5 separate regions of the Homo sapiens genome follow, and all the other regions are linked to region 5. A link is a loop called in an ENCODE intact Hi-C map of the cell type or tissue named here. Cell type or tissue: dorsolateral prefrontal cortex. All regions are shown on one strand. Each heading gives the region's core, and the rest is flanking DNA. Links, peaks and the distances in the headings are about the cores only. Region 1 has its middle 110 kb from the start of RANBP3L. Region 2 has its middle 13 kb from the start of UGT3A2. Region 3 overlaps RANBP3L (RAN binding protein 3 like). Region 4 has its middle 99 kb from the start of SLC1A3. Region 5 overlaps SLC1A3-AS1 (SLC1A3 antisense RNA 1).

Region 1 (6,185 bases), core at 1,136-5,135, 280 kb after region 5:
GACTTAACTGTTCTCTCTGGAAAGCCACTTGTTTAAGAGCCTCCAATCAAGGGTACTTCTTTCTCATAAATAATCTCATTTTCCTGAAGTGAATCAAGCACATTTTCTCTTAATGAAGGGAAGTGAGCCAGGCAGAGTTTCTATAGGTCACAGGTAGCTCAGCACCCTTCCCACTCCTGCTGGTATTCATCCTCAAGAGCAGCTCATGGCCTTATCACTTTCTCTTTGAGGGAGGCATTAGAGTGCCATTCTGCTGCATTCCACAGGGAGAATATTCAGGGAAGCCCTTCCTGAGAATTTGGTTAAAGGTTAAAGCTTAGTTAACCTGGAAACACCCTATTGTTTTTCAAGAAGTCTCACTAACTTTTCACTACCTGGGGCGAGGGCGGGGGTGGAATCTGGGGAATCTGATTTCCTTTTTCCATTGGTTTCTATGACATAATTAGGGCAGCATCTGCAGGGGCACGGATCCGCAAGGTTAAGGAACCCCTCACTCATCTGTCTCTATCTTAGCCAGGGAGCATGCATACTTCTTGAGAGGGGGAGATCGCTCCTTCCAATAGATATTGTTTCACTTACCACCTACAGTTTTTTAAAGCATTAAACAAAATATTACAAATAAGGAAGCTAGGACATAGTACGCTTCAAGTAAATATTAATTCCTTTTCTTCTAGGTTGGAAAGTTCTTCCCTAAACTGATCTGAATTCAACCTCTGTCTTGCACTCAGATTTTTTCTCACTTCACCTTCTGAGTCAGCATGAGGCAAGCACACTTCTCTACATGACAACTCTTGACGTGTTTGAGATAGCTGCCTTCAGTCTCTCCACCATCTCCAGCCATATTTCATGCTCCTCGCTGTCACTATCTCAAGCACAGCCTGTTCTGAAAAGCCCAGCTAAAATAGACCCTCCTTTGCAGTTATTCTATCAATTACCTTGTTTGTTTTCTTCAAGCACTTTCCACCATCTGAAATTTTCTTGTTCATGTATTTGCTTATTTCTTTATTGTTGATGATAATAGGCTCTTTGAAGGCAGAGATCTTGTGTGTTTTATTCACTACTGGCTTTTGTGCCTTAAACTGTGACTGGAAAGCACTCAACAAATATTGGTTAGTTATTCGTTGAATGAGTAAATAAACAAGTCTGAAACCAAAGTCTTTCAGCCATTCCTTATAAAATTGGACTGTATTCTATTTCCTTGGCTCAGGTAACCAGGTAGCTCCATCCTGTAGATGGTAATGAAGGGTAAATGAGCAAAATCAGAGCAAGGAGCATCTGCTCTCCACTTCTCATTCTTCTTCCTTTGGATGCAGTGTGATACTGAGAATAGCAAAAGCTGTCAGAAATTCAGATCTGATATCTGCTGGTATTTTACTGTGTGACTTTGGAAAAGTCTCTCAACCTTTCTGAGCTTCAGGTTTTGCATATAGTGTGATGGTTAATATTGAGTGTCAACTTGATTAGGATTGAAGGATGCAAAGTATTGTTTCTGGGTGTGTCTGTGAGGGTGTTGCCAAAGGAGATTAACATTTGAGTCAGTGGGCTGGGAGAGGTAGACCCAGCCTTAATCTAATCAGCTGCCAGCACAGCTAGAGTAAAGCAGGCAGGAGAAGATGGAAGAGCAGACTTGCTGAGTCTTCCAGCCTTCGTCTTTCTCCTGTGCTGGATGCTTCCTGCTGTCAAACATCAGACTCCAAGTTCTCCAGCTTTTGGACTCTTGGACTTATTCCAGTGGTTTGCTAGGGGCTCTCGGGCCTTCTGCCACAGACTGAAGGCTGGACTGTCGGCTTCCCTACTTTTGAGGTTTTGGGACTCAGACGGATCCACTACTGGCTTCCTTGCTCCTCGACTTGCAGACGGCCTATGGTGGGACTTTACCATGTGATCGTGTGCGTCAATTCTCCTGAATAAACTCCCTTTCAGATATCCACATATCTTATTAGTTCTGTCCTTCTAGAGAGCCCTGACTAACACATATAGAAAACCTAGAAGTCAGACAACTTGGTCTGGAAGGTGCCCTGGGGCTCAGAAGTTCTGTCAATGGAAATAAAAATGCCACACAGGAGCCCCAGTGTGGCTCAAGTGCACTTATGATCTGGTCATTCTCCAGTAGCAAAGGATCAGTGGCTCCCAAACCCAGATGTATGTTTGAATCACCTAGGAAGTCTGTTTTATTAAATCAGCTTTATCAAGGTACAATTTATGTGCAATTAAATGTACATAGTTTAAGTGTACAGTTACATGAGTTTTGACAAATGTATACACCCATGTAGCTGCCACTCCAATAAAAATGTAGAATATTACTATCACACTGGAAAGTTCTCTTATGCCCCATTACAGTCAATCCACCTAACCTCCTGCCCTATACAACCACTGACCTGATTTCTATAACTATTGGTGAGTTGTATTCATTCTATAACTTTATATATATATATAATATATATACTCACATACTTTATATGTTATGTATATGTGTGTGTATATATAGATATGCGCACGCGCGCGCGCACACACACACACACACACACACACACAGTGTGTACCCTTTTGTGTCTGGTTTCTTTTGCTCAGAATCTTGTTTCTGAGATTTGTTCATGTTGCTGCTTATATCAGGAGTTTGTTCTATTTATATATCTGAGTAATCGTCCATCCTAGGAAGCTTCTTAAATGTAGATTCCTGTGCCCCGATGACACTCTTGACATTAGGATATCTGAAGTCCAGAAATCTGTGAGTTTAACATGCTCCAGAGCAAATTGTTATGCAGAATTTGGGCTTAGGTGCCTTTTAATTAGGGGATTTTTCTCTCAAGTTCAAATAGCTCCCACAATGCAGGTGTTTATGGCTAACAGCAACTTGGTCACAGGTTCTGCGCAGGCCTGAGAACTCTCATTTTTGTTGAGCCATCTTAGCTAGATTTAGTGGCCTGTCTTAGCTCATGAACTTCCTTGTGCCTGTAACACATCCCAGAGTGTAGGCTCTGCAAACACTCTTTCAGCTTCAAGGTATCTGTAAATTGAGTTATAGGTCCCAGTGTTCGCAGGTAAGTCTATAACCTTAATTTATAAAATCTCACCCCTGTCATGGAAAAGCAAAGGTGTTCTGAGTAGCTGTCCATTTCAGCTCAGCTGCTGGAATTACTCATGACAGTTTTATGAGATGTTTTACTGTCCGGGAAAGGTTTTTTTTTTTTTTTTTCCCTTAACAAATGAGGGAAGCATTCTTTGACCATGGTACACAAACGCCACCTTCAGGAAGGAAATATAATATTCTTATTAGACCACAAGGAACATAGTTCATTTTCTTATATGAAAACTTTCAAAAAATTCTTGAGTTTAACATGCAATTTTAAAAAATTTTATTCCAGATTTTTAAAATAGGCTTTCAGTTTTAGGTTCAGAGCAAAATTGAGTGGAAGGTATACAGATTTCCATATCCTCCCTGCCCCTTCATACATAAAACCTCCTCCATTGTCACCACCCCTCATCAGAGTGGCATATTTGTTACAATCAATGAACCCACATCATTATCTCTTAGAGACCATAGTTTCATTAGTGTTAACTCTTAACGTACATTCTGTGGATTCTATAAATATCTAATGACATGTATAATATCATACTGACAGGTGCACTGCCTGATATGGTTTGGCTCTGTCCCCACCCAAATCTCATCTTGAATTCCCACGTGTTGTGGGAGGGACCTGGTGGCAGGTAATTGAATCATGGGGGCAGGTCTTTCCTGTGCTGTTCTTGTGATAGTTAATAAGTCTTATGAGGTCCAATGATTATACAAGGGGGAGATTTCCTGCACGAGCTCTTTGCCTGCTGCCATCCATGTGACATGTGACTTGCTCCTCCTTGCCTTCCGCCATGATTGTGAGGCTTCCCCAGCCACATGGAACTGTAAGTCCAATTCAACCTCTTTTTTTTTGTAAGTTGCCCCATCTCAAGTATGTCTTTATCAGCAGCATGAAAACAGACTAATGCAGTGCACTAAAAATTCTCTGTGCTCTGCCTATTCACCCCTCTGTCCTCCCTAACCCCTGCTAACCACTGATCCTTTTACTATGTCTATAGTTTTGCCTTTTTCAGAGTGTCTTGTATTTAATAGTTGGAATCATACATTATGTAACCTTTTAAGATTGGCTTCTATCAATTAATATGCATTTATGCTTCCCTTTTGCCTTTTCATCGCTTGATAGCTTACTTTTTTAGTACTTCATAATATTCCATTATCTGAATGGACAATAATTTATGTATTCATTCACTTACCAGAGGATATCTTGGTTGCTTCTAAGTTTTGGCAATTATTAATAAGGCTGCTATAAACACTCATATACAGGTTTTTGGAAAAACACATTAAGTTTTCAACTTCTTTGGGTTAATACTAAGGATCATGATTACTGAATTGTATAGTGACAATATGTTTAGCTTTGTGAGAAACTATCAAACTGCCTTCCAAAGTGGTTGTACCATTTTGCATTCTCATTAGCAATGAATGAAAGATCCTCTTGCTTGACATCCTTGTCGACATTTGGTGGTTGTCAGTGGTTTGCATTTTGGCTATTCTAATAAGTGTGATATCACTGTTGTTTTAATTTGCAATTCCCTAATGACATACTATGTAAAGCATCTTTTCATATGCTTATTTGTCATCTGTATATCTTCTTTGTTGAGGCAACTGTCAGGTCTGTTGCCCATTTTTAAATTTGGTTGTCATGTTTTTTATTGTTGAGTTTTAAGGATTCTGTGTATATTTTGGATATCAGTCCTTCATCAGCATGTCTTTTGTATTTTCTCCAAAATTATTGCTCGCTTTCTCATTCCCTTGAGAGTGTCTTTTGAAGAGCAGAAGTCTTTAATTTTAATAAAGTCTAGTTTATCAATTATTTCTTTCATGGACTGTGCCTTTTGAAGTATCTAAAAAGTCATCACCATACCTGAGGTAATCAAGATTTTCTCCCATGTTATCTTCTAGGAGTTTTGTAGTTTTGGATTTTGCATTTAAGTCTGTGATTCATTTTGAATTTATTTTTGTGAAGGGCGGAAAATCTATGTCTAGATTCTTTTTATTCCTTGTGAATGTTCAGTTGTTTGACTCTATGTTGAAAATACTCTTTGTTCCATTGTGTTGTCTTTCTGGGGTCTCTCTTCTGTTCCATTGATCTGTCTATCCTTTCCTCAATACCCCAGTGTCTTAATCACTGTAGCTTTATAGTAAGTCTTGAAATCTGGTAGTGTCAGTCCTCTGTCTTTTTTTTTCCTCCAATTTTTTCTTTTTTTTGCTTCTTCTGGGTCTTTCACTTCTGCATGTAAACTTTAGAATCAGTTGGTTGATATCCACAAAAGAAATTGCTGGGACTTTGGGACTGCTATAGCAAGTAAGGAAGATCTGGCATGTTGGCAATTTTGAGTTTTCATATTCCACTCAATGTAATTTTTATTTCCTTTTCTAGTGTTATTGCACTAGCTAGGACTTTCAGTATGATGTTGAAAAGGAGTGATGAGAGGGGACATACTTGCCTTGTTCCTGATCTTAACGGAAGAGCTTCTAGTGTCTTACCATTAATTATGATGTTAGATGTAGGCTCTTTGTAGATGTTCATTCAGTTAAAATTGCTCTACGTGTCTTAAATATTTGGAAATATTACTCAAAAGTAGAAGCAACGAGCACTCCAGGCCACACTGAATTATGTAAAGAGATTTATCAAGCATCCCTTTTATAATTCAAATGGTTTGTTGTGCTTTAAATCAATTAAATAACAATTGCTCATAAGTAATTTCACACTCAAATCCAGAAAACACACTTCCTACCTGTCTGGTCATTTCATTTATTTTCTTTATTTCTTTTTTTTTTTTAGTACTGTATTATTTTTTCGTTAAATTTTAAAAAATTTTTATGGGTACATAATAGGTGTATAGATTTATAAGTTACATGAGGTATTTTGATACGGGTATGCAATGCATAATAATCCCATCAGGTTAAATAGGGTATCCATCACTTCAAACATTTATCCTTTGTGTTTCAAACAATCCAATTATATTATTTAATTATTTAAAAATGTATAAGTATGAAAAAATGCTCATCATCACTGGTCATCAGGGAAATGCAACTCAAAACCACAATGAGATACCATCTCACGCCAGTTAGAATGGTGATCATTAACAAGTCAGGAAACAACAGATGC
Region 2 (6,185 bases), core at 1,234-5,233, 610 kb after region 5:
CCCATTGAGGAGGAATGGGATTAGGGACCCATTTTGAAAAGCAGTCTGTACAGGTTTTCACAGAGCAGCTGTCAAATTCTTTTTTTTCTACTTGCTAGATTTCTATCAAGCTGTTGAGGATTTCTATTGAGTTTTTCAGCCAGATATTGTATAGAATTTCTGTTGGCTTATTTTTATGGTTTCTGTCCCTTTGTTGCACTTTCCATTTTGTTCCTGTAGTGTTTTTCTGATATCACTTAGTTGTCTATCTGTTCTCTTGTAACTCACTAAGCTTCTTTAAAATGATTATTTTTTGTTTTTTTTTTTTTGGTCAGGCCGTATGTAGATTTCTATTTATTTTGGGTCAGCCACCAGAGCTTTATAGTGTTCCTTTTGTAATACCATAATTCATTGATTCTTTGTGTTCTTTGAGGGTTTTCTTTCTTTGTTTGCATTTGCAAAAGTAGTCACCTATGTCAGTCTACTTTCTAGCATTGCGAGAGATAGACCTTCCTCAGTAAGTCCCACTAGAGATTCTGGGGTCTCTCAGACCTTTTCTATGGATGCATCTGCTTCACTCCTCTTGTTCCCTCTAAGGGAGGAAGTCTTATGATTATGTTCTGTCTCTCAGTCCTGTAAAACCAGACCTGGTACTGAGAGTTTATCTGTTTTACCCAACAATGCCCCAAAGTTTTCAAGGTTGTGTGCTTCTTTTCACATTCCAATGGAGTTGAACCTGCTGCTAAAATCTGCATCTGCTATTCAGATCCATGTGCCATTTGCAGGAGTACTTAGGCCTTGTGCACAGAGATGCACAGGGCAACATCCTGGATGGACACACAGTATGTTTAAGGCATGCATTAGTTTGTTAATGGGGGAGTCTGCCAGCAAGTTTTCCTTGTGTGGGGTTTATGGGTGGGCCTTTTGCTAGAATCCTCAAGCCACTTAGCAGAATCCATGTCCAGCTATTGAGAATCACACACCAGTTGCTGTGTACTTCTTCCCCTTCTCAATGCTTCTAGCTGTCCCAGACATTTCAATTTTCCTGATCCCCTTAATGTTCTGGGTGGGCAGTGTACCACAGGCTGAGAAAACTTGTAATTCAGTTTTCATTTTCTCCTTTGGGAGAAACTGTGGGCTAAGAAGGACTCCCTGGGCACTGAGCTGTGCCACCTGCTACTTAATTTCTATTCTTGTGTCTTCTTTGGGTGAATTAGAGGTATACTGTTATTACACCGCTTTATTTCCCCTATTGACTTTTTAGTTTGTATGTGTGTGTGTGTGTGTGTGTGCATGTGTGTGGGTGGGTGTGTATGTTCATGTGTATTTGTATGTGTATGCGTACGTGTATCTAGTGGTTCCCTTAGGGATTATAACATGCATTTTAATTTATTGATCTATATTCAAAAATTGTCTATTTCATAACTAGATATAAAGAAATCTTCCTCATCTAATAAAAAGTATTTACAAATTCTAAACTGACGTAGCATTCAATGGTGAAAAAATAACTCTATTTCTTTTCCCTAAAGTCAGGAACATGACAGGCAGGTCCACTCTCGCCATTTCCTTTCAACATTATATGGAAGTCCATGGAATGCAATTAGGCCAAAAAATAAAATAAAAAAGAAAGAATAAAACTCTTGGCAGATTATGCATTTAGGTACATGGAAAATCCAAGGGAATCACAAATGGTTCAGTAAACTCTCAGTACCAGGTCTGGTTTTACAGCTATTACTAAATGAACCCAACCTTGTCATAGGATAAAAGGTCAGTTTACAAATATCAATTGTATTTCTATATACCAGAAATAAACAATTGAAAATTGACATAAAATGTCATAGTACATTTTATAATAATCATAAAACAAAATCTTTTAAATAAATTAAATGATCTGTACACTGAAAACTATAAAACCTTGGAAAAAATTGAAGAGGATGTAATTAACTGGAGATGGATTGGAAGAATTAACATTGTGAAGAAATCAATTTACCCAAATTGATGTCTAGATTCAATTAAATCTTGAGAAAACTATAAAATTACTATATAATTATACTATAAATGTCTTTGTTAAAATTAACAAGTTGTTTGCAATGTGGAATAGGAGAACTTCAGAAAAATTAGAATTCCAGATTTCAAGATTTACTTTAAAGCTACTGTGATTAAGGCAGTATAATATTAGAATAAGGCTATCAAGGTCGATCAATGAAACAGAATAGTAGTATTCAGAAATAACCCCACAAAAAATGATCTTTTGTTTTATGACCAAAACCCCAATACAATGTGGAAATAAAAGTTAAAAAATTTTTCCCAATAAATGTTGCTGAAGCAATTATATACCCACATGGAAAAAATGCCCAGCACTGTACATAGAAAATTTGAAATGAATCATAGACTGAAGTATAATAGATAAATCAATAAAGATTCTGGAAAAAAACAAGCGATGTATTTTTGAACTCAGAATATGCAAGGTATTTTTTATTGGACAGTATGAAAAGCACTAATCTAAACATAAAAAAATAAATACCTTAGAATTATGAATAGGAAATTCCATTAATCAAAAGATACCGTTAGGCGAATAAAGGACCAGTCATATACTGGGAGAAGACAGCACCCAATGTATATTGAACAAAGGACTCTGATCGAGAATATATATAAATTCCTACAAAAAATAAGACAAAACAAAAAAAATCCCACATAATTTGAAAAATGACAAAATACTTGCTTAGGCATTTCATAAACAAGGCTACCCAAATTGCCAATAATATATTTCAAAAGTATGCAACATCATTGGTAATCAGGAAAATGCAAATTAAAACAAGGAGATATTAATAACTAACACTAAAAAGACTTACTGACAATTCCAGATTTGGGAAGGCTGTGGGGCAAGTTGAACTCTCATACATTGCTGGTGGTAGTGGAAACTGGTACAATCCTTAGAAGAACTCTTTAGTAATATCTAAGAAAGCTTAACCTACCCTACCTTGTGATCAAGGAATTCCACTCCTAGATTCATACCAAGATAAATGAATGCACATTTCCAACAAAAGGCATGCATAAGAATGTTCATTGTAGCTTTATTTATGATGGTAAGAGCTGGTAACAATCAGATTCTCATTAACAATAGAATGGGATGAAGGGTGGGGTCCAACTTCCCCTCCCTATATGGAGCAGCCGTGCCCCGGCAACTGAGGACAGACCATGAAGTTTCCTGCTCTGGACTGGGGGAAGAAATTCTGCCCTGACCCCCATACTAGTGGTATCCCTCAGAGAGGTCAATCTGTGGTGTACAGCTACACTGTGGCCGGGAACCAAAGAACAAAGCCTTTGTAAACAGGTCATGAGCCCTGTGACGGGGCATGATATGGAAGCAGATCGTGTTCCTGCCAGCTCAGGACAAGGAGCTGATGCACTTTCTGCTCCACCTTCCCGTGAGACTTCAGCATACTCCAACAGGATCTCTTTCTGCCATCCTCATCAGGGAGGGCACGTACACTAGGCATCAGCCTACCTGGTAGCTCTTACTTTTTATCGCCATCTACTGGGCTCCATCTGAACTCCACCACTAAACAAAAAATACATAGCTACAGCAAACAGCATCTGAGATAGCTTGTGGATAGGTTCCACCGCCTAGAACCCATCCACAACCAAGGAACCCGTACAGAATACTTGTCTCCTGAAAGCACCTAGAAACTAAGCCAAATGATCATACACAATATGCACCACAGTCATACACCCCCAAGGGAAAAAATTAAAAAATGAAAAAGCCTCACCCAAATGATAGCAAATTCAAAAAAAGAAGTTACAGCATCTTTGGATGAGAAGGAATCAGCACAGGAACTCCAGTAGTACAAAAAGCAACAGTGTTTTACACTTCCAAAGGATCACACCAGCTACCTAGTAATGGATCCTAACTAGACGGAAATGTCTGAAATGAAAGGTAACTCAAAATATGAATTGCAAGGAAACACAATGAGATCCAAGAGCAAGTTGAAATCTAATACAAAGAAACCAGAAAAATGATCCAGGATATGTAAGTTGACATAGTTATATTAAGGAAGAACCAAACAGAATTTCTGGAATAGAAAAATTCACTACAGAGATTTCAAAATACAGCTGGAAGACATAACAATAGAAAAAACTAAGCAGAAGTGATGGCAGCGGCAGCTCCAGATGGCCTGCCGCTGCCATCACGCAGGCTGCAGTAGAGGGGTGTGGACGGGGTTGCACGACCAAGGAGCAGGCAGGAGCCGCAGCCCCACGGAGCAGGCAGGAGTCGCACGCCCCATGGAGCAGGCAGATCTAAGCCTCCCTGTGCTCTTGAGGTCCAGGAGCAGGCAGGAACCCTGCCCTCCTGGGTGCCACTGCAGCTGCCCAAACCACAGCTGCAGATCCAGGCTAAAAGGAGTTCTGAGCATGGAACAATACCTGCTACAACAAAAGCACGTGTAAGTAAAGCCCATAGACTCTACATAAAACAACTACATAATAGAAACTACAAAGCAACTAGCTAACAACTAGCAACTGGCTAATAATACCACAATAGAAACAAAACCTCACATATCAATATTAACCTTGAGTGTAAATGGCCTAAATGCGCTCCTTAAATGACATAGAATGGCAATATGGATAAAAAACAGATTTAACCCTCTGCTGCCTTCATGACATCCATCTCACGTGTTCAAAATAAAAGGATAGAGAAAGATCTATCACTGAAATGGAAAATGAAAAGAAGCAGGGGTAGCAATTCTTGTATCAGATAAAACGGACTTTAAACCAACAATAGTAAAAGAGAACAAAGAAGGGCATTATGTAATGATAAATGGTTCCATTCAACAAGATGATTTAACTATCCTAAATATATAGGCATTCAATATTGGAGCACCCAGATTTATAAGACAATTACTTCCAGAAGTAAGAAAGGAGATAAACAGCCATATAATAACATAATAACAGCATTAGACAGATCACAGAGACAGAAAACTAACAAAGAAATTCTGGACTTAAATTTGATACTTGACCAAACAGAACTAATAGACATCTGGTGAATACTCCAGCTAACAACCACAGAATATATGTTATTCTCATCTGTGCACAGAACTTTCTCAAAGATTAACCACATGCTCAGTCATAAAGCAAATCCTAACCAATTTAAAAAAATGAAATTGCACCAAGCATCATCATGCACCGCAGTGGAATAAAATTAGAAATCAATACCAAGAGGAGCTCTGAAAACCACACAATTACATGGAAACTAAACAACTTGTTCCTGAAAGACTTTAGGGTACATAATAAAATTAAGAGAGAAATAAAAAATTATTTGAAATGAATGAAAATAGAGGTATAATATACCAAAATCTCTGGAATACAGCAAAAGCAGTGGTAAGAGGAAAGTTTATAGTGCTAAATGCCTACATCAAGATAGAAAAATCTCAAATTAACAATTTAATGTTGCACCTGAAAGAACAAGAACAAGAACAAACAAAAGAACAAGAACAAACATACAAGAACTAAACTCAAAGCTAGCAGAAGAAAAGAAATAACTAAAATCAGTGCAGAAACAAATGAAATTGAGACCCCCAAAGCCATAAAAAGGATCAATGAAATAAAAAGTTAGTTGTTTGAAAGGATAAACAAGATTGATAGACCACTAGCTAGATGCAGGGAAAAAAGAGAGAAGATACAAATAACTACAATCAGAAAGGGCAAAGGTGACATTACAACTGATTCCACAGAAATATAAAAGATCCTCAGAGACTGCTATGAACATCTGTATGGGCACAAACTAGAAAATTTAGAGTAAATGCATAAATTCCTGGAAATACCCAGCCTCCCAAAGTTGAACCAGGAAGAAATGGAAACCATGAATAGACCAATAATGAGTTTTGGAGTTGTATAAGTAATAAAAATTAACCCACTATAAAAAATTCGGCCAGGTGCAGTGGCTCATGTCTGTAATCCCAAAACTTTGGGAGGCTGAGATGGGTGGAATGTTTGAACCCTGGAATTTGAGACCAGCCTGGGCACCAATGTGAAATCTCATCTCTACAAAAAATACAAAAATTAGCCATGTATGGTGGTGTGTGCCAGTAGTCCCAGCTACTTGGGAGGCTGAGGTGGGAAGATTTCTTGAGCCCAGGGAGTCAAGGCTGCAAGAAGCTGTGATCACTCCACTTCACTGCACCCTGGGTGACAGAGTGAGACCGTTT
Region 3 (6,185 bases), core at 820-4,819, 430 kb after region 5:
ATCTATGTATATATTTTTCCTCCACTGTGAGTTCCTCGAGGTCATCTTCATGGTTGATAGTGTCTTACATATGGTGACCACAAAATAAATATTTACTGTTGAATGGAATTGAATGGAAATTAATTTATCATCTTCATCAGATGTACTCATTTTTATTAATAGAAATAAAAAGATTTTTCTAAATTAGTGATACAGAAATTTTTCCAAAACAGCAAAACTCCAAATGAAAACAAAACAAAAAACCCACTTTCTTACTGACTTTAGTTTGCAATCTGCTTTTAGTGTCAACCTTGTCTCAGAAGCAAATGAGATGTTCATCCGTCACTAACCTCCCAACCTTCCCCCATTCTGGGCCAGGTAATAAAGAGTTTCTAGAACCTCAAGCCTGACACTGACTTTTCAAAATCATTCTTATTAATGATGACTTTTCTTTTTTAGCGATCATAAAATGCTGACACTTTAGAAATAAACAGAGGCCTTAGCAAAGTATGCATCGAAGAATACCTTATGAATTCTAACTTCACAAATTCTGAGTATATGTTTTTACCTTTGGTAGAAAGTTTGAACTTCATGTTTTTTTAGGATTTCACATTTATAACAGTATTATTTTATTTAAGGCAGCCCTATAAAAGTAAAAACAATTTGCATTATTTTACTTACTATTGTCCATCTACATAGTTTATAATGTAATAGCATTTAAAACATGCAATTATGCTTTAGATTCATATTTTAAGCTTAGCATAGAAATCCATTAAAATTTCCACTAATTAAAACATTACTCCTCTTTACTTGAAATTTATAATGTTTTGCTTAGTAAAACTGTTTTATCATAATAAAATATTTGAAATGGTTGGCATTTTCTCCACATTAAAATGATCTCTATTCTCATGTTTTTATTTCTACTAAACAATCAATTGCCTTTTCCAAGTTAAGTTTGCCACTAAGAAAGAAAAATTACAAACTACTCACTTCATTTGAATTGATCCCCCTCTACCCAGGAACTACAGAGTTTTTTCTTTCTTTCTTTCTTTTTTTTTTTTTTGAGACGGAGTCTGGCTCTGTCGCCCAGGCTAGAGTGCAATGGCGTGATCTCAGCTTACTGCAACCTCTGCCTCCCGGGTTTAAGTGACTCTCCTGCCTCAGCCTTCCAAGTAGCTGGGACTACAGGCGCACACCACCCATGCCCAGCTAATTTTTGTATTTTTAGTAGAGATGGGGTTTCACCATTTCGGCCAGGATGGTTTTGATCTCTTGACCTCGTGATCCGCCCACCTCGGCCTCCCAAAGTGCTGGGATTACAGTCGTGAGCCACCATGCCTGGCCTGAACAACAGAGTTTTTCAATGAATAAATCTGTATTCTTATTAATAATTGCAGGCATGACTGAGCAACAGTATATCAAGTAACTTTCAGATGCAGAAGAGACACCTTTTAGTGTCTCTAGTCCTTCTAACCTGACTGACAAGCTCAGACATTAAGAGAAACAGAGATCCTGGCTGGGCGTGTTGGCTCATGCCTGTAATATCAGCACTTTGAGAGGCCAAGGCAGGCAGATCTCTGCAGGCCAGGAGTTCGAAACCAGCGTGGCAAACATGGTGAAACCTGGTCTCTGCTAAAAATACAAAAATTAGCCGGGCATGGTGTTGCACGCCTGTAGTTCCAGCTACTTGGGGCGCTGAGGCAAGAGAATCGCTTGAACCCAGGAGGCAGAGGTTGCAGTGAGCCAAGGTCATGCCACTGCACTCCAGCTTGGATGACAGAGAGAGACTCAATCTCAAAGAAAAAAAAAAAAAGTGAGAGAGACATAGAAATAGAGATCCTAATCCCAGAGGCAAAGGTGTTCTGTTTTATTGTATTTATACATAAAACAAAGGAACGACTTTAAGTTATCTATGCACGTGCTTTAATTCATTTTTTACTGGACACTCACACAAAAAGAAAGATTATCATTCTGTTTTATGTTGTGCAGAATGTTAGTGGTGTTCAGCAGGAGAAAAATATGGCTCTTTTTTTGTTGATGTTCAATAATAAAGATCATAAAAAACATTAAATTGAACTCTGAAGTAGAGAAGGGATTCTACCCCAACATTTATAACACCTTAAAGAATACTTTGAAGAAGCAATTATTCTTTTCTCATTTTCATTAAATGCCAAAGGTTGCTGTTTCTGCAATTTGCAATGAAGAGGAGATCCCTTTGAAATGTATAGAAATTCTATACTCGGAGCCACCACCACAGTCTTACCCCACCAACATGTTTGTAGAAAAATAACTTAGCAGATTTGTCATCTTTACTTCTTTCTTCAGGTATACTCATTAAAAAGTCAGGGAGTGTGGGCAGACTTTGCTAACAGTTTTATAATATTCTATAAGAGCTATATATTAATGCCGGAGGGTTCATTACCAATTCAGATTTTGTAGTCTGTAGAATTTCTGACAGTGCACTATTTAAAGATTCAAAAAAAAGACTGCCTTTTCTGCTAGTCACCTAATTTTCACTTAGATATCTGAAAGTAAACAGAACTATGTAGCAGGACGCATCCGGCAATATCTTTTTTTTTTTTTTTTTTTTTTTGAAATGGAGTCTCGCTCCTGTCACACAGGCTGGAGTGCAGTGGTGCGATTTCAGCTCACTGCAACCTCCACCTCCTGGGTTCAAGAGATTCTCCTTCCTCAGCCTCCCGAGTAGCTGGGATTACAGGCACCTGCCACCACGCCCGGCTCATTATTTTTTGTATTTTTAGTAGAGACGGGGTTTCGCCATGTTGGCCAGGCTGGTCTCGAACTCCTGACCTCAGGTGATCCACCCGCCTTGGCCTCCCAAAGTGCTAGGATTACAGGCGCGAGCCACCGCGCCTGGCTGGCAATCCCATTTTTCGCAGAGCCAGTGCTCCAGAGGGCACTACCTACTACTCTGTTAGTGCCAATTGCGACATCTGCTGGTGAGTTCGGAATGGGATTGTTAAGCCCCAAATAGTGTAGAATCTGACACTCTTCTGTATTTAAAAAAATTTAAATATTTTTTCTTACAGTGAGGAAAAACAATGTTTTTATGACATCAGCTCTTGTGCAAAGTAGTGTTGATATAAAGAGTGCTGAACAAGGTATGTAGCTTCTATTTCAAGAACCTCAGAAATTGTATATTTTACCACCTATATTTTCATCTCCCTATATGTGTGCGTGTGTTGGGGGCATGGAGGTAGGTCAGAGTGACAAAACATGAAGAAATAATGCAAGTAAGCCAGGTTTCATGATCAAAATGAATAGTTATTGGGCAAAAGCTAGGCAGGGTGTGAATGTTGGGGAACTCAATGGTTATTTTGACTTGGATTAATTAACGCTAGTCCCTCATTTAAACATGACTTTAGAAAATAAGAATTATATTAATTAAAAATAGGGAGTAAAGGAATATTTCAGTAAACATATATTTATCCTTTAATTCTATTCTTTTAAGGTCCTGTGAAACATTCTAAACATGTTATTAGACCTGCTATTTTGCAGCTACCTCAAGCTCGAAGTTGTGCAAAAGTAAGAAAAACATTTGGACACAAGGCACTGGAATCTTGCAAGACTAAAGAAAAAACAAATAATAAGGTGAGAAAGCCCAGGATAACGGAACTGACCTCAATCCCTCATCTTTCTTTTTGCAGGTTGTTTGGGGCCCCCATATCCAGAAATAGGAGTTGTCTGAGCTTTGTTTTGTTGTTGGGCTAGATAGCATAAAGCCCTTGGTAAACTTTTCAAAGTTGTACTCTGACATTGGAGAGTTGTAGTCTCACAAATCTGTGGTCTCTCTAAAGTTGTAAAGTTGAGTACTGGGTAGTGGAAATCTGGGGGTCTTGTGCCAGAGCAATGACCCTGTGTGAGAATGGGGACAGCAATGAGGGAGCCAGGGGCCAGAGTCAGTAGTCAAAAAAGAGGCAGGGATTTTCTCTACATCGCCAACTGGTCAACATCACAGTGTATCGTTGCCAGTTTAGGTCATACCAGAGGTTCATTTCAGAGCCAAATTCCAGTATAACAGGAGCAGAGAACTCCCTATACAGTGTAGTTGGGAGGGTTTGGGAAGCCTCTAGAGACAGATAAGAATTCTAACTTCCAACTATGTAGTGTCTGAATCACTCTTTGTAGGCCTTTCTAAACAGACAGTAACTTACACAAGCCGTGCAGATATGGGTTTGGGGATATATTCAATTGCTGTAGTGCTACCTGTCTTCCAGCAGAAGCAGACACAGGAGGAATAGGACTCAAGATAGGTAGGTTGGAATTTGAGAGTTATTCCATCTTAGCCATTTGTTTCCAGCTGAACTACTGAGGATTGGTCACATAGTTTCGCTTTGTTTTCCCTTAGTGAACATAAGGACAGAAACACGGAAGTGTAAAAAAATACCAGATTGGTACTAATCTTGCCTCTGCTGCTATCTTTGTTTATCTAAACAAAGCACCCATTCAACATCTTTTTATATCAGCAAAGTAAGGGACTTGAACTTGATCAGCACTTTCCAATATTTTTATATTCCTAAACTCTTTACTTTGTAAGATATTATTTGGAGAGATCCATTATGAATTTAAAAAATCATTTCATCATTTATGCATGCTATATAAGTAATTTTTAAGTAAAACATGTCTTCAATTTTAGATAAGTATATTATTGTTTTCACTTAAATATAATGTAATAATTATCACCATGTTACATAATTCCTTACTTTTATTTAAGAAGTGAAGTGGCCAGGCGTGGTGGCTCACTCTTTTAATCCTAGCACTTCGGGAGGCCGAGATGAGTGGATCTCTTGAGCTAAAACGTTCCAGACAAGCCTAGGCAATATAGTAAAACACTGTCTTTACAAAAAATACAAAAATTAGCTGGGCATGGTGGCATGTGCCTGTAGTCCTAGCTTGAACCCGGGAAGTGGAGGTTGCAGTGAACCGAGATGGTACCAGCCTGGTGACAGAGCCAGACTGTCTCAAAAAAGAAAAGAGAAAAAAGAAGTGATGCATGGTGTTTAACTTGTTTTAAATTATGTAATAGAAAGTATAATATGTTGACTAATTTCTAAAAAGTTATATTGCATTTGATTTTAAAATGGCATGCACTATAAATATAGAGCAAGATTTTAATTACATGTTATGACATCAAAAATACATCAATATTTCTTTCTTGGCAGAATTTTTGTAAATATTGCATTGCATATTTTAAAATAAAATTTATTAATATATTTCTTCCATTTTCTTCTTAAATGATCCAAGCTTAAGAGAAAATTTCAAGCTATTGTTTATATTTATTTTTGAATAAATTATAAGGTCTAGGGAATAAACCTTATTTCCAGTTATTGAAAAGCCCTACTGTATATGCCCATCATTAAAAAGAAAATTTAATGCCCATCATTAAATTTTCCATTTATTGATCTTTGAAGATCCAGAGACACACTGTATATAAGATCCTATGTAAGAATTTTGACCAAATGAATGTAATTTAAAGATTTTGTGAAAACTATCTCTAGGTGGATTTTGTAGAACCATTATCTTTATATTTCTTATTATCTTGTATATCAAAATCAGATAAATTATTTTCATCCTATCATTAATCAATGGTTACTTACTATGTATAGATTAAACAATATATGCCTAAATAACTATTTTAACCAACATAGGAGTGAAAACTACCATTTTGGCTGAGAGATACATTATCTGAATGACTAGGTAATGAGCATGTACTTCGATCTTTGCCAACCATGGCACATGCTCTCTTGATACATATTTGTCAGTTGTCAAACTCTTGTTAAAAAAGAAAAAGTACTCAAAATTATTTTTATTGATTGAAATAAAAATTTAAGTGGAAACATAACCCATCTGGCTTTAAAAGACACAAACGCCCTGAAACATCTTTGCAAATTCCTGGTCGAGGAAGGAATTGTAAATACTAGATCAGATAATGTATAGGGTTCCTTCCAATTCTAAATTTCCTCACTCTTACATTTATATATTAATTCAGGTATTGTGCATACACATATGTACATAAGGCAAAGTAACTGGATAAGTTACTAGTTGAAAATTTCAAGATAAATAGATGAGTGGGGTTTTCTCTCACATTGGGTGACTAGGATGGTGACATTCTTAGGGTGTTTCCCAGGATTAAATAGTCCTGAAAAGAGCTTTACTAATCCAGAAATGAGAATTAACCCAATTTG
Region 4 (6,185 bases), core at 1,218-5,217, 190 kb after region 5:
AAAATCTCCCATTATTATTGTGTGGGAGCCTAAGTCTCTTTTGTAGGTCTCTAAAGACTTGCTTTATGAATCTGGGTGCTCCTGTATTAGGTGTATATATATTTAGGATAGTTAGCTCTTCTTGTTGTATTGAACCCTTTACCATTATGTAATGGCCTTCTTTGTCACTTTTGATCTTTGTTAGTTTAAAGTCTGTTTTATCAGACTAGGATTGCAACCCCTGTTTTTTTTTGCTTTCTATTTGCTTGGTAGATCTTCCTCCATCCCTTTATTTTGAGCCTATGTGTGTCTTTGCATGTGAGATGGGTCTCCTGAATACAGCACACTGATGGGTCTTGACTGTTTATCCAATTTGCCAGTCTGTGTCTTTTAATTGGAGCATTTAACCCATTTACATTTAAGGTTAAGATTGTTATGTGTGAATTTGATCCTGTCGTTATGATGTTTGCTAGTTATTTTGCCTGTTAATTGATGCAGTTTCTTCATAGCATTGATGGTCTTTACAATTTGGCATGTTTTTGCAGTGGTTGTTACTGGTTGTTTCTTTCCATGTTTAGTGCTTTCTTGGGGAGCTCTTGTAAGGCAGGCCTGGTGGTGACAAAATCTCTCAGCATTTGCTTGTCTATAAAGGATTTTATTTCTTCTTCAATTATGAAGCTTAGTTTGGCTGGATATGAAATTCTGGGTTGAAAATTCTTTTCTTTAAGAATGTTAAATATTAGCACCTACTCTCTTCTGGCTTGTAGGGTTTCTGCCTAGAGATCTGCTGTTTGTCTGATGGGCTTCCCTTTGTGGGTAACCTGACCTTTCTCTCTGGCTGCCCTTAACACTTTTTCCTTCATTTCAACCTTGGTGAATCTGACAAATATGTGTCTTGGGGTTGCACTTCTTGAGGAGTATCTTCGTGGTGTTCTCTGTATTTCCTGAATTTGAATGCTGGCCTGCCTTGCTAAGTTGGGGAAGTTCTCCTGGATAATATCCTGAAGAGTGTTTTCCAACTTGATTCCATTCTCCCCATCACTTTCAGGTACACCAATCAAATGTAGATTTGGTCTTCTCACATAGTCCCATATTTCTTGGAGGCTTTGTTCATTTGTTTTTACTCTTTTTTTTCTAAATTTCTCTTCTCCCTTTATTTCATTAATTTGATCTTCAATCACTGATACCCTTTCTTCCACTTGACTGAATTGGCTATTGAAGCTTGTGCATAAGTCATGAAGTTCTCGTGCCATGGTTTTCAGCTCCATCAGGTCATTTAAGGTCTTCTTTACACTGTTTATTCTCGTTAGCCATTCGTCTAATCTTTTTTCCAGGTTTTTAGCTTCCTTGCAATAAGTTCGAACATCCTCCTTTAGCTCAGAGAAGTTTGTTATTACTGACCTTCTGAAGCCTACTTCTGCCAACTCATCAAAGTCATTCTCTGTCCAGCTTTGTTCCGTTGCTGGCGAGGAGCTGCAATCCTTTGGAGGAGAAGAGGTGCTCTGATTTTTAGAATGTTCAGCTTTTCTGCTCTGGTTTCTCCCCAACTTTGTGGTTTTCTCTGCCTTTGGTCTTTGATGTTGGTGATCTACAGATGGGGTTTTGGTGTAGATGACCTTTTTGTTTATGTTGATGCTATTCCTTTCTGTTTTGTTAGTTTTCCTTCTAATAGTCAGGTCCCTCAGGTGCAGGTGTGTTGGAGTTTGCTGGAGGTTCACTCCAGACCCTGTTTGCCTGGGTATCACCAGCGGAAGCTGCAGAACGGCAAATATTGCTGCCTGATCCTTCCTCTGGAAGCTTCATCCCAGAGGGGCAGCCACCTATATGAAGTGTCTGTCAGCTGCTACTGGGAGGTATCTCCCAGTTAGGCCACATGGGGGTCAGGACCCACTTGAGGAGGCAGTCTGTCCGTTGTCAGAGCTCAAATGCCGTGCTGGGAGAACCACTGCTCTCTTCAGAGCTGTCAGACAGGGATGTTAAAGTTAGCAGAAGTTGTCTGCTGCCTTTTGTTCAGCTATGCTCTGCCCACAGAGGTGGAGTCTAGAGGCAGTGGGCCTTGTTGAACTGCAGTGGGCTCCACCCATTTCGAGTTTCCTGGCTGCTTTGTTTACCTACTCAAGTCTCTGCAATGGCGGATGCCCCTTCCCCAGCCAGGCTGCTGCCTTGCAGTTTGATCTCAGACTGCTGTGCTAGCAGTGAGCAAGGCTCTGTGGGTGTGGGACCCATGGAGCCAGGCACGGGAGAGAACCTCCTTGTCTGCCAGTTGCTAAGACCTTGGGAAAAGTGCAGTATTTTGGCAGGAGTGTCCTGTTTTTCCAGGTCCTGTTTTCTTGGCTTTTCCTAGCCAAGGGAAATCTGTCACGGCTTCCCTTGGCTTGGAAAGGGAAATCCCCCGACCCCTTGCACTTCCTGGGTGAGGCTATGCCCCACCCTGCTTCAGCTTGCCCTCTGTGGGCTGCACCCACTGTCCAACCAGTTCCAATGAGATGAACCAGGTACCTCAGTTGGAAATGCAGAAATCACCCGTCTTCTGCATTGATCATGCTGGGAACTGCAGACCGGAGCTGTTCCTTTTTGGCCATCTTGGAACATCCCCAATTATGCTCCGTTTTAACATTTTTAATTGTGTATACTTTTTTCTGTGCCAGGTGTTAATTTAGTTACCTTTTAAGAAAAACTTAGATTTTCTTGACATCTGTTGTTTATTTTCTAACTCATTGAATCCTTACTTACCTTTGTCATTTCTTTCATTCTGCTTTCCTTGGGTTACCCTGTTCATTTTTTTTTAACTCCTGGAGTTGAATATTCAATCATAAATTTTGAGCTTTTATTATTTCTTTGAATGTCATAACTCCTGGTCAAAACACAAATTTTGGTCTAACGCAGTCGGTGATGAGCTCCCACGGTCTGCCCAGCCCTTGTTCTTAATCAGGAGGTGAATTAAAGTCTTCATCTTCTACGTATGTGGAAGAGGACTAGGCAGAGGAGAAATGGCAGGCAGTGGAGGCAGAGAGTGGGTCCCCAGCCAGTTCCTGGACTCAGAAACCACCCATCAATATTCAAGCCAGAGTAGATGATCACCACCAGGTGGCGCCCAACCTCAACAGGGGCTGGGATGAGTTTTGAATTTGAACCAGAAACTAGACCTCCAAGAACTCTGTCCATGTGCTTTTATTTTTCCTCTTCATCTTCCTTTTTTCTTTTATTATTTTGTTTGTTTTCATTACAACACTCCTTCATCTCCTTCTATTGGCTTGAACGTATTCCTTCTATTTCAAATATTTTATTAGTTACAGTAAAAATTCTATCATGCATACTTTACTGGTCAATATTTCTTTGTTTCCCCTCCCCAATATACAAAGATTTAAAACTGCCCCTTCAATCTTCCATGTTATGTTTCCTTAGTATTTTAGTTTTGCTTGCTTTTGGCTCTTCTGGATTAGATGATCTTGCTGTTTTAAATCAATGCTTTTGATTAACCTGTCTGCTCATTATTTCTTCTTGCTTCACACCCTGTTTTGAGTTCAATTATATTTTTTCTGAAGTACATCAGATTAGTAGTTTTTTCAGCAATAGATGTCAATGGTAAACTTTTTTTAGCTTTAGTTTTTGAAAATATTTTTAGTTTAGTTGGGTATAAGAGAAACTCTTCTATTGTTGCTAATAATAATTCTCTGGTCAGCCTAATTGTCATTTCTTTTTAGGTGTCATATCTTTTTTCAGGTGCTTTTTTATTTTTAATTTTTGTAGATACATAGTAAGTGCATATATTTATGGGATACATGACATGTTTTGATACAGGCATGCAACGTGAAATAAGCACATCAGGAAGAATGGGGTATCCATCCCCTCAAGCTTTTATCCATTGAATTGCAAGCTATCCAATTACTAAGTTATTTTAAAATGTCCAATTACATTATTGCTGACTATAGTCACCCAGTTGTGCTATGAAATAGTAGGTCTTATTTATTCTTTCTAATTTATTTTGTACACATTAACCATCCCCACCTCCCCGACAGCCCCCAATACCCTTCTTAGCTTCTGGTAACCATCCTTCTATTCTCTATGTCCATGAGTTCAGTTGCTTTGATTTTTAGATCACACAAATAAGTGAGAACATGTGATGTTTGTCTTTCTGTGCCTGTCTTATTTCAGGTGCTTTTAAGAGTTTATTTCTTGTTTAAAAATTTGGCTCCAACGTATGTAGTTTTGTGAGCTTTTTGTTGGTTTTGTTTTGTTTTGTTTTATCCTACTTGGAATTCAGGGGCTTTCTTCAATTCTGAAAAATTCCCAGCCATTATTTCTTTGAGTTGTTTCTAACCCCCTTCCCTCCATTCTCTTCTAGAATTTATAGTTCAATCAGGTTGGAATTTGTCAGTCGACCCTCCATGGCTCTCAAACTCTCTTTAAGATTTTCTATGTTATTATCTTTCTGTGTTTCATACTGGATGATTTTCTCAAATCAATCTACCAGCTCACTAGTTCTTTTTAAGTGCATTTAATCTGCTATTTAATTTGAGTTTAAAATTTGAATGATTACATTTTTCTGTTAAAAAAGTTCAATTTGATTATCTTTAAGTCCTTTGCTTGCTTTTTAAGAATCCTATCATTTTGATGTGTTTATTATGTCTTCTTGAAACATACTTATTTTCAGCATCTTTGAGATTATTTCATTATTTCTAGCTTTCAGCCTCATTATTTTTCCATGTGTTGTATCAGCTGATGCTCCTTGCTGATACTTTTTAATCATATGGTTAGTAATTATTTACTATAAGCTTTTTCTCCTTCTAGTGAGAGTCCTGTATACTCTGGGTTACAGATAACTCCTTACGGAGCAGTTTGATATCACTTCTCTCTAGATTCCTGTGGCTCCACTGGTTATGGGCCAGTAATGATGTTAATATCTTGCTTGAGATTCTTATAACATGTAGATAGCTTAAATTCATACTCCATACCCAGGTTAGGTTTGGGGCTTTTCACAGGATGTATATATTTTTTCCCACCCACAGTCCAGAAAAGATAGCTTGCTTCCTGTCATCCCCAGGCAGTAAACAAAGTTCTAGTTACCCTCTCAAGTCCTGGAAGTATTTTTGAGAGTCCCAGTTTTAAACAGAGGTATAAGTTCCAGCCCGAGCAGCCTCCAGGCCAAATTTACTGTAGGGCCCGTATCCAGGCCTGATTCTTTCCTGGTCCTTCTTGTGTTAGTTGAAGCTTATGTCTCTGAGTTTAAATTTTCTTTTTGTGTCTGGCACCTGGGAATTATCTTGGGTTTCTTTCAAGCTAGGTATTTTAGCTTTTTAAAATATTTATCCAGTATTTACATGTGTTTGAGTGGGAGGAAGTCTTTGTTGAGTCAGGCTGCCATGCCTGCAGCTTTGGAGGCCTTTTGCATGCAGAAATTGGTCATGCATCTCTCTCTTAAATGAGTCTGGCCATGTTCCCTTTACCCCCACTGACCTCATACCTCAAGGAAATTTGACAAGCCAGAAGCATAAATTGCATACCTGAGCTGAGCTTCCCCTTCTATTTTATTTACATCATTTCTCAAAAATAATCACAGAAGGATGGAGCTGGGTGAGGCCTTATAATCCTCTAGTCTGATACCCTCTTTAATCAGCTGAGGGACCAGGGACTAGCTGGGCCCCTGGATTTTGGATTCTCCATCTGAAACACTTTCAAATTCATTATCTTGAGTAGAGTATAGGAAAAGGAACACTGGATTTTTAATCAGAAAACCAAGAATTGCATCCCAAGTTTGCCTTTTACCTGCTGTTTGATCTTGGGCAACCCTTTTGAGATCTAGTGAGTTATCTGTTAAATGGAGGCAGGCTGCATGGAATTTTTGATTCAGGAGATGTGACAGTTTCTGATATGCAATAGGCATTAATATTTTCTTTCTTATGATTAAGATCTCTCATACCCACTCTTGGAAACATCTTTGAAGCTGTTCATTCTCACAGAATCTGCCTGGAAAGAACTCACAAAGTACCTGGAGACTTACTAAATCAGAAGGTGTAAAGTTGGGAAACAGAAGGTTATTTTCCATTTCCCTTCTTTCCAACCAAATACTGAAACTTTGTTCCCAAAGAGTAAGGTATGTCTGCTTTAAAGAGTTACACAAAGGCCATAAAATTGCAAGTGGAGCCATTGCAAACTCACAATGTTTTTTATTCTAGCTTCATGTTCATTGACCTATGGCTTTCTTA
Region 5 (6,185 bases), core at 1,275-5,274:
AGTAGGCACTCCATAAATATTAGCTATTATTTCAATGGAGTAAGCCAGACAAAAAATGATAGAAAGGAAGTGGGACTCAAGACTTTGAAGGAATAGAGCGTGCCTTAAATAAAATGACAGAAGGAAGAAGGGAATCAACATTTGGATGCTTAATAGGTATGTGGAACTTAACATCAAAGAAGTTGTTTTGAGAGTTAAATAAGATACCCCAATGCCCAATGTAGATTGTTTTCTTATCCCAATTTTGCAGCTGAGTCTTACAGAGTTTAGATAGTTTACCTGGGATCACGTGTTAGGCTGTGGACCCTGGCTGCATCCGACTCTAAATCCTTGATCTTTCTCTCCAGCTTGCTGAGTCCAGCTGCATGGAGAAGGTAGGTGGTCCAGGAGAGGAGGGGGACGAGGAATCAATTCTGCTGGAGTCGTCGGGGTTGGTGCCTGGTTCCCAGGTGCATACTTTTAAGTTCAAGATGCTGGGGTGCTGGCCTCTCAGTGACCACCAGATGTCAGTGCTAACAAGAGATTCCTCTACTTGGTTGTTTCCAGAGCTAGGTGCCAGGGCACGCTTATTCATTTGGCAAGCAGCACCAGCAGGTACTGTCTAAGAGAAGCTTAACTTGGTCTTGGTGCCCATCTTCACATTCATCAGTGTGGGGTGATTTTGGAAGGCTAGGTCAGAAGAACATATATTACAGAACCCAGAACTGAATTTGGAAATGTGTGGTGGTAGAACACTTGGCTCTTTAATATGAAAGTCCACAGCATCACTTCCTAAGAAACAGTTTGTATTTGGAAGATAAAAGCTCCTTGAAGGTGATCAGTTCTGGAAACAGCAAGCCAGTCAAACTCTTGAATTCAAGGGGTGGAAAAATTATTGATTGGTGATGGATTATTGATCAGAAAAAGCTTGGAACTGTGGCTTTACACTTATTAATCATGAAATGGAAGTTACTCAAGTTACAAGCCTATACACACATGCGCACAATTATAATAAAAATTTCCTGAAACAATACTTTAATACATGTGATATTTTCTGTTCTATTCTGCTCTATTCTTTCACTAAAAAATACTAATTGGGACCCTCTAAACTGACAACCTACAGTTTGAAAAACACTGGCCTAGGCCGGGTGCAGTGGCTCACGCCTCTAATCCTAGCACTTTGGGAGGCCGAGGCGGGTGGATCACGAGGTCAGGAGATCGAGACCATCCTGGCTAACACGGTGAAACCCCGTCTCTACTAAAAATACAAAAAAATTAGCCGGGCGCGGTGGCGGGCGCCTGTAGTCCCAGCTACTCGGGAGGCTGAGGCAGGAGAATGGCGTGAACCCGGGAGGCAGAGGTTGCAGTGAGCCAAGATAGTGCCACTGCACTCCAGCCTGGGCGACAGAGCAGTACTCCGTCTCAAAGAAAAAAAAAAAAAGAGAAACACTGGCCTAGGAGATATTACCACAGTATGTTTCAGATGAAGTTCTTGGTTTGCAGTGCTTGACCAGACATAATTTCCATGGTTAAAACAGTCTAAGGGGAAAAACACCTGCTTTGGATTTGGAGAGAGACTCAAATTGCGATTTTTACCTGGAGTAAGCTGCTTATTTTCTGAACCTCAACATTTTCATGTGTGAAATGAGGAGAATTCTGTCTATTCACAGGATCACTGTGAGGCACCTGCTACACAACAGCCTTCCTCCCTCCCTCCTTCCCTCCCTCCCTTTTTTCATTCCTTCCTTCCTGTCTCTCACTCTCTTTTTTAGAGACAAGGTCTCGCTTTGTGGCCCAGGTTGGAGTACAATGTCACGATCATAGCTCACTGCGGCTTCAAACTCCTTGGCTCAGGCAGTCCTCCTGCCTTGGCCTCCCGAGTTGCTGGGATTATAGGTGTGAGCCACCGTGCCCAGCCCAGGCTATATATGCCTTTCCCTTCTGTACTTGAAGGTTTTTATACTATATGTGGTAAGAGAACTTTACAATTTCACTAAAGGAGGGCATTTCTAATGTGGAAGGGGGATTAAGTTCTAAAACCAGCAACTGGGAATCTTTAAGAATAGAGTAATCCTGCTTGTGTAGTCCAGCCACATCGATGCTCAAAAGCAGCGTGCTGGATGAACTGCCTCGCAGAGGTGTGGGGAGAGGAAGATACGTCAGTTTACGGTGTTGCTTTCACTGGAATGCCTCTGTCTGACCCTCTGACCCTCTAAGCATGACTTATTTCTGGTAGGGCCCTCTTCTTGGCTTGCAGACAGCTGCCTTCTCACTGTGTCCTCACATGGCCTTTGCTTGGTGTGTGCTTGTGGAAAGAGATCTCTCTCTCTCTCCTTGTACTTGGAAAGCCACCAATCCTATTGGATTTGGACCCCATCTTTGTGACCTCATTTAACCCTAATTACCTCCTATAAGCCTCATCTCCAAATATAGTCACATTGGGGGTTAGGGCTTTGACATATGAATGTTGGTGAAGGGTGGGAGAACACAATTCAGTCCATAGCACCCTATATTACACAGATATTAAAATGTACCTCCCTGGAGGGAGGGGCTTTATCAACATTGCCCATTACAGTAGGCATCCCATAAATACCTGCTAAATAAATGAAAAGAGGAATTGTGTTTTCTCTGTACATTCTAGTGTTAATGCGGGCACATTTATGACCCCATTATAATAACACCGGAAGCAAGCACCTTTTATCAAGCACGAATATATGTCAGTGACTTCACCTTTCTTTCTGATCTAATCCTCAACAATCCTGGAAATTAGGAATGATTTTCATCATGATAGGAATCAGAGGAGGCAAGGAGAGGTTAAGAAACTTGCCCAAGGTCACACAGCTCATAGGCAAAGCCAGGATTAGCATCCTGCTCTGTCACCTCTGAGGTCTGTTTCTTTTTAGAGTCTAGACCAGTGGTTCTCAAACTTGGGTGTGCATCAGAATCCCCTGGTCAGCTTCTTAAGACAGATGGCTGGGCAGGGCAAGGTGGCATGCACCTGTAGTCCCAGCTACTTGGGAGGCTTTAGCAGGACGATCACTTGAGCCCCAGGACTTCCAGGCTGCAGTGCGCTATGATTGTGCCCGCGAATAACTACTGCACTTCAGCCAGGGCAGCACAGCAAGATCCATCTCTAAAAAACTCCCCCAAACCAAAAAACAGATTGCTGGGGTCTACCCTCTGAGTTTATGATTCAGTAGGTCTAGGGTGGTGTCTGAGAATTTGTATTTCTAAGTTCCCAGGGAATGCTGATACTGGTTGTGGGACCACACTTTGAGAATCAGTGCTGTGGCCACAGAGCATGAGTTCCTTTTTCCTTCAGCCATCGGAACTGTTTCCTGGCTCTCCAGCCTTCCTTGAGCCCCTCAGGGAGGAGTTTGCTGTAAGCGCTCCTCTTTGCACGTTGTCTGGTCCGGGCTGCTCTGGGTCATCGGGGCCTAGAGAAAGGTCTTGGCCGCAGGGTGGCAGCAGCGGCCCAGGTACAGAAAGTTTGTCCCCGCGCTCAGGACAGCTAATAAGCGCACCATCAACTGGGTTCCCACCGGGCCAGGGCCGGCTGGCTCTCCGTCCCCGCTTGGCAGGGCAGGGAGGAGGCCAGTGGGAGGGGGTCTGGCAGAAGGGGAGGTCGCTGGCACACGAAGGGGCGGTTTTGTTCTCTGGTAGACTCTGGGAGAGGAAGCTGGGTGGTCTCCTCAGAACATCGGATTGTGCCCTTCACAAAACGGCCACGCAGCGCGGGGCCGCTGGGAGAGCCCGCGGGACAAAAGGCCTCTGCGGAGGCGAGCAGGGGTTGCTGGGCCGCCCCGGGCGCAGAGGCCCGGGCCCCTCCGTGAAGAAGCCTGGCAGTGTCTCATGATGCCGGTTTCCAGGGGTGACGACCTCCGCAAAGCGTCCCCCCCGGGCAATGTAGGTCTGTGGCCTCCTCGGGGAGTTCCTTCCAGCTCACAGCAGGTCCAGATGGCACCGGGAGCCACTCTCCCTTCCTCCAGCGTCACCCCGTGCCTCTTCCTCCCTACTGAGCCAGTGTTGTTCTGAACATCTTAAGAATCTCCCTGAGTGCCAGGAACTGTGCTGAGAATCTTATATCTAGTTATTATCTATTTAATTCTCATTACACCATAATAAAGAAGGTATTATGATACCCATTTACGATAGGGAAGTTGAAGTTTAACCTATCATATGCTAAGGGCAGTTGACCATTTAACTAAGCGTTTTAACTCTAGCATCCCCTCCAATACACAGACACTTGATATGAAAGTTGATTTGGAGACGGTAGGTTTCATGCAATCCCCACATCTACAGATGAGGATGCTGAGGTGCAGGGAATGGACCAGCCAGGGTCTCTGAACTGCTTAAGAATTCAGGTATAACAAGTGTGGATTCAACCCATCCCCGTGTAGAAGTTTGAGTTCAACCACCACTCTGAAGCGGAAGGCCTTTAAGTTTTAGGAAGCGTAAAGCTATTTTTAGTCTAGCCATGTGAGTTTTCTAACATGCCTGCTGACTTTCTCATGTTTGTTTTCCACTTCTTTAGCTAACAGCTCCTCATGGGCTTAAATGAAAGAAGGCCTCACTGAGGCACTGGAGTGCCAAGGGCAGGGGAATTTGGTTATAGCATTCAGAGGTTTGTGTTGCCGACAAAAATCTTTGCGTGCTGAGTTCTCCCCAGGGCAGGCCAGTCATCAGTTCATTGTGCAGGGCTGAGCTGACTTCCAAATGGTCTTTATTTTCCCCTGTGACAGCTATGTCTGGAAGCTCCTGGCTGGCTGCTTCCAGGACTTATGATCCTCTGAAGCTAAGAGTTGGAAAAGAAATAAAAAAGTTGTCATCTGACACCATCTTCTAGGACACTCACTACCATCTTTACATGATTTTGCATATGTCATTATTGGAAAGAGTTTATGATTTGATTTTGTTCCCCTTGTGCGGTGTCAGTTGGGTCCTGTTTTTTCATATCCTTCAGACTTGGCTTAAAAAGGGGTTTTTTTTGGGAATGATTCCCATTCATGGAGGCTGGAGTTCCCTGAAGAGACTGAAAAATGCCTCATTCTCAACTTTACAGAGACTGGAAAATAATCAACTTTGAATAGCACAATATGAAAAAAAATGGGTGCTTTTCTAATAGGTGCTCCCCAAATGAAAAAAATGTGTCCGTCTTTGGAGAACAATATGTGAATGCCAAAATTTTCAGCCCTGTAATGGATTACAGAAAATATTTTATGTTGGGGCAGTGGGGAGGGTAGAAGTAAGGAGTGAGAGAAGGAAAGAAGAAAATAGGAGAGGGAAGAAAACAAAAGCAGATGTCAGTCTTAAATATCTCAACTATGGATAACTGAGGTATTGCTTAATTTATTCAAGACAGTTTTGTGAAATCCTAAAGGTGATTCATCAAGCTTTTTAACTATGGCCACAAGATTTACAAGCACATAATAAGTGATAATGTCACCAGAACAATTAATAGTAGGAGATGTTAGATCTAAATTGCTTTTTAAAGCATGTTTTTGCTTTCAGAGAAAAATTCAAAATGGGGGTGATTATTTTATAATGAAGATCCCCCCACTCCAAGCAACCTCTTTCACCTATAATATCAGCTTCATTGAAGCAAATACAAATTGTTCTGAGTTCCACATTTCAAGTGTCTAGAGGGTTGCCAGATTAACACATAAAATTACAGGATGCCCCATGCAGTATTTTGCATACTTACACCACCACATTGTTATTTAATACTCATACTAAAACATTGTTATTTACCCGAAATTCAAATTTAACTGTGTGTCTTGTATTTTATCTGACAACCCTACTTATATGTGGAATTCAGCATGCTGTGAATGTTTCAAAATTGAAGGTTGAGACAGCAGTTTTGTGGGCACGATGAGACATGACCTGCAGGAAACCGTTACCATGCCACCTTCTGAGTACCTGTCTGTAGCTGCAAAACATGTAAGTGACAGAAGAGGGAGATGAGAATCCGGAAGAGGAGATGGGAGAGAAGGGAGATGAGGCACAAGGGAGACAAAACAGGATACCCAGAAAGGAAGGGGGTCCTCTGGGGAGGCTATTGAAGAAGCAGGGTGAACAGAGGGAAAAGTGACATGGGGGCACTGAGGAATTTTAAACCTGACTTGATGGCTTTCACAGATTGCTCCCTCTCGGCACTGCAGACTTGGAATTCGATGTTACCCAAGTGAGATCTCTAAGAGGAAGTG

The links. Hi-C counts contacts between places; a loop is a spot of excess contacts. Peaks named below come from ENCODE experiments on the same cell type or tissue, not always from the same donor. Only the 100,000 strongest peaks of a DNase experiment are listed, where the experiment ranks them.
Region 1: a loop joins it to region 5, with 10 times the contacts of the local background. A loop is called at or near these places in 95 of 110 quality-filtered maps.
Region 2: it touches region 5 in a loop (4-fold over the local background); 19 of 110 quality-filtered maps call a loop at or near these places.
Region 3: it touches region 5 in a loop (9-fold over the local background); 44 of 110 quality-filtered maps call a loop at or near these places.
Region 4: a loop joins it to region 5, with 5 times the contacts of the local background. A loop is called at or near these places in 55 of 110 quality-filtered maps.

The regions. Positions count from the first base shown.
Region 1 is chr5:36,412,027-36,418,211 of GRCh38, reverse strand. No RefSeq gene overlaps it. Among named protein-coding and RNA genes, the nearest start is that of RANBP3L, 110 kb to the right of the region's middle. RefSeq lists an enhancer at 1-682. In dorsolateral prefrontal cortex, for the core only: CTCF peaks have their summits at 3,039 and 3,240; no DNase peak of the experiment used is centred there; H3K27ac peaks cover 584 bases.
Region 2 is chr5:36,076,684-36,082,868 of GRCh38, reverse strand. No RefSeq gene overlaps it. Among named protein-coding and RNA genes, the nearest start is that of UGT3A2, 13 kb to the right of the region's middle. RefSeq lists an enhancer at 3,405-3,454. In dorsolateral prefrontal cortex, for the core only: CTCF peaks have their summits at 3,317 and 3,521 (motif pointing left); no DNase peak of the experiment used is centred there; H3K4me3 peaks cover 409 bases; H3K27me3 peaks cover 459 bases.
Region 3 is chr5:36,262,365-36,268,549 of GRCh38, reverse strand. It overlaps RANBP3L (RAN binding protein 3 like), which reads left to right. Exons shown (of 14, transcript NM_145000.5): 5 at 3,030-3,101; 6 at 3,452-3,591. The region is part of intron 1 of LOC124900962 (a long non-coding RNA gene); the gene reads right to left. Among named protein-coding and RNA genes, the nearest start is that of NADK2, 24 kb to the right of the region's middle. In dorsolateral prefrontal cortex, for the core only: a CTCF peak has its summit at 2,936; a DNase peak (open chromatin) is centred at 2,909; H3K27ac peaks cover 744 bases.
Region 4 is chr5:36,504,407-36,510,591 of GRCh38, reverse strand. No RefSeq gene overlaps it. Among named protein-coding and RNA genes, the nearest start is that of SLC1A3, 99 kb to the left of the region's middle. In dorsolateral prefrontal cortex, for the core only: CTCF peaks have their summits at 2,861 and 3,063 (motif pointing right); a DNase peak (open chromatin) is centred at 3,051.
Region 5 is chr5:36,690,580-36,696,764 of GRCh38, reverse strand. The region is part of intron 1 of SLC1A3-AS1 (SLC1A3 antisense RNA 1); the gene reads left to right. Among named protein-coding and RNA genes, the nearest start is that of SLC1A3-AS1, 32 kb to the left of the region's middle. RefSeq lists a silencer at 344-638. In dorsolateral prefrontal cortex, for the core only: a CTCF peak has its summit at 3,440 (motif pointing right); DNase peaks (open chromatin) are centred at 3,454 and 3,864; H3K4me3 peaks cover 1,000 bases; H3K27ac peaks cover 2,309 bases.